Linked DNA regions of Homo sapiens: region 1 is linked to region 2. Evidence: read pairs that join two places in POLR2A ChIA-PET (ENCODE). Cell type or tissue: Caco-2. All regions are shown on one strand. Links, peaks and the distances in the headings refer to the core of each region. The heading gives the core; the rest is flanking DNA. Region 1 has its middle 5.1 kb from the start of RAMP2-AS1. Region 2 overlaps CNTNAP1 (contactin associated protein 1).

Region 1 (2,908 bases), core at 139-2,638, 77 kb before region 2:
CTCCCTCCTGTTTTATCCAAGTCCTGCTAATTTCCTCCCTAGGGGAGAGAGTAGAAAGGGAGGTGAATTAGGAAATTATTGCAATAATCTAGGCTTGAGAAAATGAGGACATGGAGCAAAGGAGTGTTGAATGGGGAAGTGGACAATATGCCCTAAAGATATTTTGAGTTTTCACCTGAAATAAAGGTTTGCTTTATTTCCATGAATGCATCTGTTTTCCCTAAAGATATATCTACTCCCTTCATGGCATGTATTTGCCTTCATGCATTTCATGAATATACATCAAGGGTCTGTTGGTATTTTTTTTATTTTTTTTAGAGACAGGGTTGCCAGTGGTGGAGTGCAGTGGCCCAATCATACCTCACCATAACCTTGAATCCCTGATCCTCCCCACTCAGCCTCCCAAGTAGCTGGAACTACAGACATGTGCCACTACATCCAGCTGAGTTCTTATTTGTTTGTTTGTTTGTTTGTTTGTTTTTGAGACAGAGTCTCACTCTGTTGCCCAGGCTGGAGTGCAGTGGCACGATCTTGGCTCATTGCAACCTCCGCCTCCCAGGTTCAAGTGATTCTCCTGCCTCAGCCTCCTGAGTAGCTGTGACTACAGGTGCATGCCACCATACCCAGCTTTTTTTTTTTTTTTTAGACGGGGTCTCACTCTGTCGCCAGGTTGGAGTGCAGTGGCGCAACTGCAACCTCTGCCTCCTGGGTTCAAGCGATTCTCCTGCCTCAGTCTCCTGAGTAGCTGGGACTACAGGCGCGTGCCACCACACCCGGCTAATTTTTTGTATTTTTAGTACAGATGGGGTTTCACTGTGTTAGCCAGGATGGTCTCAATCCCCTTACCTCGTGGATCCACCCACCTTGGCCTCCCAAAGTAGTGCTGGGATTACAGGCGTGAGCCACTGTGCCAGCTTTTTTTTTTTTTTTTTTTTTTTTTGAGACAGAGTTTCGCTCTGTTGCCCAGGCTGGAGTGTAATGTTGCGTTCTCAGCTCACTGCAGCCTCTGCCTCCCAGGTTCAAGCGATTCTCCTGCCTTAGCCTCCGGAGTAGCTGAGATTACAGGCATGCACCACAACGCCCAGCTAGTTTTTGTATTTTTAGTAGAGATAGGGTTTCACTATGTTGGCCAGGCTGTTCTCGAACCCCTGAGCTTAGGTGATCTGCCCATCTCAGCCTCCCGAAGTACTGGGACTACAGGCGTGAGCCACCGCATCTGGCCTAATTTTGTATTTTCAGTAGAGATGGAGTTTCGGGCTGGGCGCAGTGGCACACGCCTGTAATCCCAGCATTTTGAGAGGCCGAGGCAGGTGGATCACCTAAGCTCAGGAGTTCGAGACCAGCCTGGTCAACTCAACATGGTGAAATCTCCCGTCTCTACTCCAAATATAACAGTTAGCTGGGCATGGTGGCACATGCCTGTAGTGCTAGCTACTTGGGAGGCTGAGTCACAGGAATCGCTTGAACCAGGGAGGCAGAGGTTGCAGTGAGCCAAAATTGCACCACTGTACTTTGGCCTGAGCGACAGAGCAATGCTGTGTCTCAAAAAAAAAAAAAAAAAAAGAGATGGTGTTTCGCCATGTTGGTCTCAAATTCCTGACCTCAAGTGATCCACCCACCTCAACCTTCCAAAGTGCTGGGATTACAGGCATGAGCCACCTCGCCCTGCCTGTGTTTTTTTTTTTTTTTTGTAGAGACATGGTCTCACTATGCTACCCTGACTAGTCTTGAACTCCTGGCCTCAGGTGATCCTCCCACCTCAGTCTCCCAAAGCGCTGGGATTACAGGTATGAGCCACCACATCTGGCCTCTTCCTCCCGTTTTTAATCCTATCCTCTACTTTATAATTATTTTCCATTACCCCATTCAACACTCCTTTGCCCCATGTCCTCATTTTCTCAGGTCTGGATTATTGCAATAATTTCCTAATTCACCTCCCTTTCTACTCTCTCCCCTAGAAGAACGTACTCCAGCTATGGCCTAGTCATCTACCAACTCTGCAGTCACCCTCCTGTGATCACACCCCTTGTGATCTTCTCAGCCAGATGTGATCCCTTTTTCCCTCACACTCAGATAACATTTGGTTTGTATCCCTAGCATGATTCTCATTACACTTTTGTTTTGGTTTGTTAATTTGTACACGTCAACTTTCTCACTAGATGAAAGCCACTGAGGGCAGAAAACCAGACTCTATCTAACCTATCTTTCCAACATAATACACCACACAGTGTCTTTTTTGTTTTGTTTTGTTTTGTTTTTGAGATGGAGTCTCACTCTGTCACCCAGGCTGGAGTGCAGTGGCGTGATCTTGGCTCACCACAACGTCTGCCACCCAGGTTCAAGCAATTCTCCTGCCTCAGCCTCCCGAGTAGCTGGGATTACAGGCGCCTGTCACTGCAACTGGCTAAGTTTTGTATTTTTAGTAGAGATGGGGTTTCACTGTCTTGGTCAGGCTGGTCTTGAACTCCTGATCTTGTGATCTACCCGCCTCAGCCTCTCAAAGTGCTGGGATTACACTCCCAAAGTGCTGGGAGTGCGTGAGCCACTGTGCCCGGCACACACAGTGTTTTATACCAGCAGGTCCTTGATGTATATTAATAAAATGCATGAAGGCAAATACATGCTACAAAGGGAGTAGATATACCTTTAGGGAAGACAGATGCATTCATGGAAATTAAGGAAACCTGTATTTCAGGTGAAAACTCAAAATATATATACTTTTTTTTGAGACAGAATCTCGCTCTGTCACCCAGGCTGGAGTGCAATGGAGCGATCTTTGGCCCACTGCAACCTCTGCCTCCCAGGTTCAAGCAATTCTCCTATCTCAGCCTCCTAAGTAGTGGGACTACAAACACACACCCCAACGCCTGGCTAATTTTTGTATTTTTAATAGAGACGGGTTTCACCA
Region 2 (2,908 bases), core at 287-2,786:
ACCTGTCACTCGAGTTGTCCACAGCCTGTCATGCCGCACAACTGTCCACGCTCGGTTCTCTGGCAGACAAGAGGGGACAGAGCTTTGGCTGGAGTTGGGCATTCTCTACCCATCTCCCTGCCCACCTCCACCACCGCTGCTGCAACTCAGAGCCACTGAACGTGGCCAGCAGCTCCATTCCACCTCTGCCCTGGGCACTCTGCATTGTAGGCTGGAAATAAGATAGCTGGAATGGGTAAGGAAGCTGGGATATACTTTTTTTTTTTTTTTTTTTGAGATGAAGTCTCGCTCTGTTGCCCAGGCTGGAGTCCAATGGCGCTATCTCAGCTCACTGCAACCTCCACCTCCCAGGTTCAAGTGATTCTCCTGCCTCAACCTCCCGAGTAGCTTCCCAAAGTGCTGGGATTACAGGTGTGAGCCACCACGCCTGGCTTGGGATTTACTTTTAAGGCTAGGTTACAAATTCCTCAGTATGCCCTTCCCCTCTGTCCTCCTTTACCCTCACTTGTTTAGTCTAACTGGCCCCCACCCACCACTCTATCCTTCCTGGTTCTCCCCTCACCCCCTCACCACCCAACAGAGACACTTACCTCGGATATCACAGTACACTACAAATGGCTTCAGGGGGCCACTGCCATCAGGATCAATGGTGAAGTTTCCAGAAGTTTTCCCACTGAGCCGATAAGCCTCACAGGATTCCTTATACAAAGCTGGCAGATAATAGGTTGAGACAAAGGCAGTTAGAGAGTTAGAGGGCTGGCCAGGTGCGGCGGCTCGGGCCTGTAATCCCAGCACTTTGGGAGGCCGGGGTGGTGCATCACCCGAGGTCAGGAGTTCGAGACCAGCCTGGCCAACATGGTGAAACCCCATCTCTAATAAAAATATAAAAATTAGCTAGGCGTGGTGGTGTGCACCTGTAGTCCCAGCTACTTAGGAGGCTGAGGCAGGAGAATCGCTTGAACCCAGGAGGCAGAGGTTGCAGCGAGCCCAGATGGCACCACTGCACTCTAGCCTGGGCAACAGAGCAAGACTCTGTCTCAAAAAAACCAAAAACAAAAAGCGAGAGGGCTGGAAGGGCCATCCTCGCCATCTCTAGCAGCCTGATGATCCCCAGCAACCTTCTATTGACCTCCCTTGTCCCTGACTCCCCCCATACCACATCTGGCTTACGTGTGTGGCAGGTCTCTCCCTTGTAGCCCGTCAGTTCGCAGTAGCAAATGAAGTCATCCCAAGACTGGTAGCAGCGTCCATCATGCTCACACATGTTAGGGCTGCACCTAGGGAAGGGGTCAGGACCAAGGGAAGGAGCCTTACTGGGAGCTGGAGAGTGGGGTCTGATCCCTGCAAGCTTCACTCCCAGCTCCTTGAAGCCCCAGAACCCGGTGAGACACACCCCGCCTAGCCAGCCGGGTATAAGCGCAGATGCAGGGGCACTAGGCAGTCCTCAGGGCTCAAGTACTACTATTCCCCCTTCCTGAAAACATCAAAACATGCCTTATTCTACCCCTATCATCCCCCTAGCACAAAAAACCCCTCTAGGACCAAAAGCAAATGTGTCATTTCCATCCTGAGCATGTATCACCTTAAGGGAAGAAATAGGAGGTAAGAGATCAAAGAAGAATCATCCCCAAGCAGGGGACTAAGGAGCAGAGACAAGGAGAAGGGAGATTATTGAAAGAGGCCATTCCTACTGGGAGACCAGGGAAGAGGGCTTTGGAGGGGTCATCTCTTGTTAGGGGCTTCTGGGTACCTATCAGTGATGCCACATGTATCAAAGAGGACCTCAGCATAGAATCCAAGCCGCCGGCCCTCCACCAGAGTCAGGTTGACCAGTTGACCATCCACCTTGAGCAGCTCCATGCAGCCATGGAATGCCGTCTGGTTGGAGTGGCAGTCCCATCGACTGGCTGGCTTGGGACAACCTGGAGCAACCACCCCTGTGAGATCCTCCCCAGGGGAGACCCCAAAGACCCTCCCCCAGGGACATGCTGAGGGGGAGCCAGACATAAAGGAAGAAAGGGGACTACAACCAAAGTGTAGATGGCAATGACCTTCCACTCCCTGAGGCCCCAGAGGGGAAGAGGGCTTGATCCCTCCAAAATTCTCCATGTGGCCCCATCTGGGTGGACTTAGATGGAGCCTTCCCACCCAGAAACAGAGGTCTGGTCAGGTTGGCCCCCACTTACCCCCAAAGAAATATGAGGTCCCTGTCCGGATCAGCAACGGGTATGAGACCCTGACCTCTGCCCCTTCCACATCATCAATGCTGATAACTGCATGGTTTTCCTGTGCCACAAAATTCACCTCGTGCCAAAAGCCGTCATTCAGTCGGTACCCTGGACAAGAATGGATGATGGTGTGGGTGGAGGGAAGCAGCAACTAGGGTAGAAGAATGTTCTGAGTGGGGAAGCAGCAGCCCCACTGTGTCCCAGTAGCAGCCTGTGTGCCCCCGTGATTACACTTCTCACACCCAGTGGAGACCTCTCTGAATGTCTCTTCATTATCCATGACCCAGCAACTGCCACAGAGTCTGCACAGTTATAAACGAGTAACCAAATCTCCAGGGGCCTTCTGGAACTGGAGAATACCAGGACTCCCAGGCTTCCCCCTTCTCCAAGAATACTTAGTCCCTCAGATTCGCCTCCTCACTGCCTCTAGCCACTCCCACCTTTTCCCAGTACCCTGGGGCCTCCTGCCCTGCCCCCTTCACTCCTCTCCCCTCTCCAGAATGTAAAGGCCTCAGTCCAGGCCTACAACTTTCCTGGGATCCTCTACACTTCTCTTCTCTTCTTGTGCCTCCCCCGAAACGCCCTCACCAGCAGCGAACTGAAGCTTCTTTCGGCCGCTCTGCGCGATGGACACGTTGACCTGCCCTTCGCTGAGCGTCAGCTCCACGTGGCCCAGCCCG

What was found. ChIA-PET counts read pairs that join two places held together with the same protein. Peaks named below come from ENCODE experiments on the same cell type or tissue, not always from the same donor. Only the 100,000 strongest peaks of a DNase experiment are listed, where the experiment ranks them.
Region 1: POLR2A ChIA-PET joins it to region 2 with 6 read pairs; 9 of 35 experiments call an interaction of 5 or more read pairs at or near these places.

Annotation. Positions count from the first base shown.
Region 1 is chr17:42,764,934-42,767,841 of GRCh38, reverse strand. No RefSeq gene overlaps it. Among named protein-coding and RNA genes, the nearest start is that of RAMP2-AS1, 5.1 kb to the right of the region's middle. In Caco-2, for the core only: no CTCF peak of the experiment used is centred there; a DNase peak (open chromatin) is centred at 1,533.
Region 2 is chr17:42,687,890-42,690,797 of GRCh38, reverse strand. It overlaps CNTNAP1 (contactin associated protein 1), which reads right to left. Exons shown (of 24, transcript NM_003632.3): 8 at 2,817-2,908; 9 at 2,187-2,336; 10 at 1,751-1,922; 11 at 1,171-1,277; 12 at 591-710; 13 at 1-59. Among named protein-coding and RNA genes, the nearest start is that of CNTNAP1, 6.8 kb to the right of the region's middle. RefSeq lists an enhancer at 2,538-2,908. In Caco-2, for the core only: no CTCF peak of the experiment used is centred there; no DNase peak of the experiment used is centred there.